Regions from separate parts of the Homo sapiens genome. Here region 1 is linked to region 2. Evidence: chromatin contacts called from ENCODE Hi-C or POLR2A ChIA-PET data. All regions are on one chromosome and are shown on one strand. The core of a region is the stretch at or near the end of the contact, and the rest is flanking DNA. Distances in the headings are between cores, read along the strand shown. Region 1 overlaps TMEM248 (transmembrane protein 248). Region 2 has its middle 27 kb from the start of LINC02604.

What was found. Hi-C counts contacts between places; a loop is a spot of excess contacts on that map. ChIA-PET counts read pairs that join two places held with the same protein, here RNA polymerase II (POLR2A). Pooled maps may share reads with other maps.
Region 1: POLR2A ChIA-PET joins it to region 2 with 12 read pairs in Panc1. The contact joins two enhancer-like sites. A Hi-C loop is called at or near these places in 1 of 50 pooled maps. POLR2A ChIA-PET finds 5 or more read pairs at or near these places in 3 of 52 experiments (Panc1, activated CD4-positive, alpha-beta T cell and common myeloid progenitor, CD34-positive).

What each region holds. Positions count from the first base shown.
Region 1 is chr7:66,945,022-66,948,495 of GRCh38, reverse strand. It overlaps TMEM248 (transmembrane protein 248), which reads right to left. Exons shown (of 7, transcript NM_017994.5): 3 at 3,235-3,474. Among named protein-coding and RNA genes, the nearest start is that of TMEM248, 26 kb to the right of the region's middle. Within about 2 kb of position 1,700, at least 4 of the 41 ENCODE cell types and tissues checked have a DNase peak (open chromatin) inside an H3K27ac peak, as active enhancers do.
Region 2 is chr7:66,875,937-66,879,108 of GRCh38, reverse strand. It overlaps the pseudogene GTF2IP23. Among named protein-coding and RNA genes, the nearest start is that of LINC02604, 27 kb to the left of the region's middle. Within about 2 kb of position 1,373, at least 2 of the 41 ENCODE cell types and tissues checked have a DNase peak (open chromatin) inside an H3K27ac peak, as active enhancers do.

The sequences.
Region 1 (3,474 bases), core at 451-2,950, 69 kb before region 2:
TCATTCTCTGGGATACAAATAAATCCTGAAATCAAACCCACACAGGAATCATCTATCAGCCCAGGCACCTGCCTTTGTGGGATCTGAGGAAGAAGAGCAGTCCTGACCCTGACCATGAGTCCTACTCAACTCAGAGCCACGAAGCAGCGAAGGAAGTGGCCACTTTCCAGTACATGGCCTGGAGATGCCAAACCAGACCTCGGGCAGATCAGAGATGAAAAGCTCGGGCTGGGTGAATTATCCCCAGCATTTCTGCACAGCTGTCTAGCCATTTTCAAACATCTTTTATATGTATTATTTCACTTAAAATTTACTACTCTCCCATGAACATGACTGAAGAAGTGCAGCTGTTCCCCTTTTACATATGAACAAACAGAGGTCAGAGGGTTTCAGAGTTAAGAAAGGCAAGTGATGAAGCTTAAACTAAAACCAACGTATTGCCAGGCACAGTGGTTCACATCTGTAGTCCCAGCACTTTGACTTTAGAAGGCTGAGGCAGGAGGATTGCTTGAGGCCGGGAATTCACGACCAGCCTGAACATGACAGCAAGATTCTGTCTCTACAAAAAAGTTTTAAAAATCAGCCAGGTGTACTGGTGCACACCTGTGGTCCCAGGTACTAGGGAGGATCACTTGAGCCCAGGAGTTTGAGGCTGCAGTGAGCTATGATCACACCACTGCACTCTAGCCTGGCGACAGATCAAGACCCAGTCTCAAAATTAAAATAAAATTTTAAATAAAAATTAAATTAAAATAAAAAATTAAAATATTAAAATAAAATTAAAATTAAAAAATAGCCAAGCGTGGTGGCTCATGCCTGTAATCCCAGCACTTTGGGAGGCTGAGGCGGGCGGATCATTTGAAGTCAGAAGTTCAAGACCAGCCTGGCCAACATGGTAAAATCCTGTCTCCACTAAAAATACAAAATTAGCTGGGCATGGTGTCACGAACCTATAATCCCAGCTACGCGGGAGTCTGAGGCAGAACAGTCGCTTGAACCCGGGAGACAGAGGTTGCAGTGAGCCAAGATTGTGCCACTGCACTCCAACCTGGGCGACAGAGTGAGACTCCATCTCAAAATAACAACAAAAAATCCCGAAGGTGTCCTTATGCCATGCCATAAGCAACAGGTCCACTTGCTACATGGAAAACCCAGAAGTCACCCATACCTTGATTATTATGGGAATATTCTCACCTCTAACAGCCAATAGGAGGCTGGTGGGCACTTAAATTCCTTGAAGGACTTTTTATTTGTTTCTTGTTTTTTTTTTTTTTTTTTTTTGAGACAGGGTCTCACTCTATTGCCCAGGCTGGAGTACAGTGGTACAATCTTAGCTCACTGTAGCCTCGACCTCCCAGGTTCAAGCAATCCTCCCACCTCAGCCTCACAAGTAGCTGGGACTACAGGTGCACGCCACAACACCTGGTTAATTTTTTTAATTTTTTCATAAAGACAGGTGTTTGCTATGTGCCCAGGCTGGGCTTCAACACCTGAGCTCAAGCAATCTTCCTGCCTCAGCCTCTCAATGTGCTGGGATTACAGGCATGAGCCACTGCATCTAGCCTAAGCAATTTTTAAAAAGCCTTTTGGTAACCAAAGAACAAAAGGTTATTCTTCCAAGGCCCAGGTGTCCCATATGAAGCCTTTCCTGATTATTCCAGCTTCCACTGCCTTCTAGCCCTTCTCCTGCAACACTTACAGTCTGTCATGGGTTTAGTACTGGTCAAAGGGCAGTGCTCCACATTTTATAAGTATGTATTTTTTCATATCCCTTATCAAGCACTTACGTAGCATTTCCTTTGTGGCAGGAACTATTGTAAGTGCTTGATAAACATTAACTCACGTTTATCTTTGTCTCTTCCATAACCCCAAAATTCCAAAAGGAAGAGACCAAATGTTAGGCCTTTTTTTTTTTTGAGGTGAAGTCTCACTCTGTTGCCTAGACTGGAGTGCAGTGGCATGATCTTGGCTCACTGCAGCCTCCGCCTCCAGGGTTCAAGTGATTCTCCCACCTCAGCCTCCAGAGTGGCTGGGATCACGGGCGCCTGCCACCACGCCTGGCTAATTTTTTTGCATTTTTAGTAGAGATGGGGTTTCACCATGTTGGCCAGACTGGTCTTGAACTCCTGACCTCAAGTGATCCACCCACCTCGGCCTCCCAAAGTGCTGGGATTACAGGCGTGAGCCACTGCGCACGGGCCCATCTTAGGCATTGTCTTTTCTTTTCTTTTTTTGAGATGGAGTCTCGCTCTGTCGCCCAGGCTGGAGTGCAGTGGTGCAATCTCGGCTCACCGCAACCTCCACGTCTTGGGTTCAAACAATTCTCCTGCCTCAGCCTCCTGAGTAGCTGGGACTACAAGTGCGCACCACCATGCCTGCATGCCCAGCTGACTTCTTTTTTTTTTTTTTTGGAGAGAGAGTCTCCCTCTGTCGCCCAGGCTGGAGCACAGTGGCATGAATCTCAGCTCACTGCAACCTCTGCCTCCTGGGTTCAAGCTATTCTCCTGCCTCAGCCACCCGAGTAGCTGGGACTACAGGTGCCTGCCACCACGCCCGGCTAATTTTTGTATTTTTAGTAGAGACGGGGTTTTGCCATATTGGCCAGGCTGGTCTCAAACTCTTGACCTTGTGATCTGCCCACCTTGGCCTCCCAAAGTGCTCGGATTACAGGCGTGAGCCACCGCGCCCGGCCAATTTTTTGTATTTTAGTAGTGATGGGGTTTCACCATGTTGCCCACGCTGGTCTCAAACTCCCGAGCTCAGGCAATCCACCCACCTCGGCCTCCCAAAGTGCTGGGATTACATGCATGAGCTACTGCACCCAGCCATCTTAGTCATTTTCTAGTTCTTCCCAGCAGCTTAGCACAGTGCCAGACTAACAATGGCCATTAAAAAATATGTAAACTAATAGCAATAGAAGATGTGTAGTAAGTAATGAAAACTCCAACAGGACAAGCCTGAATTAAAATTACATGTTTGTAAATATTAGACAGGCCTTAACAGTTTTCTCACAGTTTCTCATTCCTACAGGCTTTTGAGAAACTACTTCTAGCCAGGTACTTTACCATGTAACGATGGAACAGAAATGGTTCATGTAGTTCAAACTCAACAAAAAAAAGACACGCGCAAGACTACAATCTAGTACAATATAGTCAGTAAAAACATACACGGTGCATCCTCTTTTTGTAACAGTGGTTGCCTAAGGAGCCTGAGTGGAGAGTGGCTACTGCATACCTGAAAGTCCAATCTGATGCCCTAAGATGGTTGAGTACAGATGGGTGACGTTGCGGGAATACCCTCCGAAGGGTTTCAGTGGGTCCAGGGTTAGGGTGATTGAGACTGAGATATTCACCGGGCCCGAGTCCTCCAGGGCCTGGGGGGACTGGGTGGAAGCTCGGGCCTGCCCGCTGGTCATTGTACTTTCCGGAGTTGTGGTGTCGTTTGTGAGATGCTTGAGGGTTTCATTCTCTGATA
Region 2 (3,172 bases), core at 124-2,623:
ACACAGCTAACCACAATCGTGGCAACTCCTTCATTTCCTTTTTAAACAAGTGTTTTCCCAATTGTTCCCTTAAAATTGGGCAGTTTAAGTTGGGCACGGTGGCTCACGCCTGTAATCTCAGCACTTTGGGAGGCGGAGGTGGGCAGATTACTTGAGGTCATGAGTTTGAGACCAGACTGACCAACATAGTAAAACCCCGTCTCTACTAAAAAATACAAAAATTAGCTGGGCGTGATGGTGGATGCCTGCAATCCCAGCTGCTCGGGAGGCTGAGGCACGAGAATCCCTTGAACCCAGAAGGCAGATGTTGCAGTGAGCCAAGATTGTGCCACTGTACTCTAGCCTGGGCGACAGAACAAGACTCCATCTGAAAAAAAAAAAAAATTGGGCAGTTTAAAGACTCTGATATAGGAAGTGAGTGTGCACAATGATTAGTGGCAATAAGCTAATAAGCATCATTAACTAGGCTATGGTGGTTTTTTAAAATTGTGATTGGCTGGGCGAGGTGGCTCACGCCTGTAATCTTAGCACTTTGGGAGGCCAAGGCGGGCAGGTCACCTGAGGTCGGGAGTTTAAGAACAGCCTGACCAACATGGAGAAAGCCCGTCTCTAGTAAAAATACAAAATTAGTCAGGTGTGGTGGCACATGCCTGTAATTCCAGCTACTCGGAAGGCTGAGGCAGGAGAATCCTTTGAACCCAGGAGGTGGAGATTGCAGTGAGCCAAGATTGCACCATTTCACCCCAGCCAGGGCAACAAGAGTGAAACTCCATCTCTAAAGAAAAAAAAAATTGATACCCAGCAGACGGTGAGGCATCCATAATGTGACCAGGTGCCAAGGATATCCCTAAGGGTGGAACTACAGTGAAGTCTCCTGAATTTCCTACCTTGGGCCCCTTCCCTGGCCCACCCCCTACCCATATAACCACATACTCACTCTTCTTTCCTAAACACAAATTGAGGGACACTCAAAGCAAAAGCAAGCACTGTACTCACTTCTTAACCGACCCATCCCCTCCTCCATCCCCAACACATAGGAAGAACTTATGTTAGCCTTGAAAATAAGAAACACTTACCATCCCACAGTTATTTTTCCAGGCTGCCTTTTTTAACCACTCACTTGGTAGAAACTGTTATTCTCCAGGCCAGCAGCTATTTGTAAAACTGGTCTGCCTCCCTATTTTCACACCAAAGACACTAATTATTTAGTAGAAAGGGGAGTATTCTAAATCAGACAATTAGCAAATCACCTAGAATTTCCAACCCCTCCACAGAGACACACAAACAAGAGAATTAACCCAATTTGTTGTCTATAATAAACAGGATGTGCTACCCACCACTGAGCCCCAGAGCTTGTTACTAGATGACTAATCCCTAACAGTAATGGCTACAATGGCCCAGTTCCCTATTTTATTGCTGTGTGCAGAAATTTGAAAGGCACTCCTCTCCCACACTCATCTTCCCTTATATACTTTTGCACATCAATCCATTAAGAATCTGAAGTGTAATTTATCTTATTCACTATTATCCTGTTAAGTTGCTCTATAGCTGCCATGGGAGTAATTGCAGTGATCAGTGATTCTGACTTCTTGAGCAAAGGGCCTTAAGTAGGTTTCACTATTAAAATTTCCAAAGGTTTTATTATTGAAATAAACCTGAGAGAGAGCAGTATGCCTCCATGGGGCAGTCATACTAATGATTCTTGAGTTACGAAAAGATGTCAGACTCCGCCCCGTCCGGGAGGTGAGGGGCGCCTCTGCCCGGCCGCCCCTACTGGGAAGTGAGGAGCCCCTCTGCCTGGCCACCACCCCGTCTGGGAGGTGTACCCAACAGCTCATTGAGAACGGGCCATGATGACAATGGCGGTTTTGTGGAATAGAAAGGGGGGAAAGGTGGGGAAAAGATTGAGAAATCGGATGGTTGCCGTGTCTGTGTGGAAGGAGGTAGACATGGGAGACTTTTCATTTTGTTCTGTACTAAGAAAAATTCTTCTGCCTTGGGATCCTGTTGATCTGTGACCTTACCCCCAACCCTGTGCTCTCTGAAACATGTGCTGTATCCACTCAAGGTTGAATGGATTAAGGGCGGTGCAAGATGTGCTTTGTTAAACAGATGCTTGAAGGCAGCATGCTCCTTAAGAGTCATCACCACTCCCTAATCTCAAGTACCCAGGGACACAAACACTGCGGAAGGCCTCAGGGTCCTCTGCCTAGGAAAACCAGAGACCTTTGTTCACTTGTTTATCTGCTGACCTTCCCTCCACTATTGTCCTGTGACCCTGCCAAATCCCCCTCTGTGAGAAACACCCAAGAATGATCAATTAAAAAAAAAAAGAAAAAAAAAATATGTCAGACTCATCATCAATGTTGTGCTTGTGAGTACGAGTAACTGGGAATTTATCAACCAATAAAACTAACTGGGATTCTAAGAATGAAGAATAATAATCTCATTTTAAGTAGCATATGCAGTGCTGTGCAACCCTTTAAAAAGCTGACTTTGGCTGGGCGCGGTGGCTCACACCTATAATCCCAATAGTTTGGGAGGCCAAGGCAGGTGGATCACCTGAGGTCAGGAGATCGAGACTATCCTGGCTAACACGGTGAAACCCTGTCTCTACTAAAAATACAAAAAATTAGCCGGCTATGATGGCACATGACTGTAATCCCAGCTACTCAGGAGGCCGAGGCAGGAGAATCACTAGAACCCAGGAGGCAGAGGTTGCAGTGAGCCGAGATCACGCCACTGCACTCCAGCCTGGGCAGCAAGAGCCAAACTTTCTCTCAAAAAAAAATAAAAATAAAAAAGCTGCCTTTGACCGGGCACAGTGGCTCAGACCTGTAATCCCCAGCATTTTGGGAGGCCAAGGAGGGTGGCTCACCTGAGGTCAGAAGTTCGAGACCATCCTGACCAACATGGCGAAACCTTATCTCTACTAAAAATACAAAAATTAGCCGGGCATGCTGGTGCACGCCTGTAATCCCAGCTACTCAGGAGGCTGAGGTGGGAGAATTGCTTGAACCCAGGAAGCAGAGGTTGCAGTGAGCCGAGATCATGCCACTGCACTCCAGCATGGGCAACAGAGCAAGACTCCGTCTCAAAAAAAAAAAAGCTGCCTTTGCTTACTGAAGTATTGCTTGTAAGAGCAAATACTGGAAACAACTGAAGTGCACAT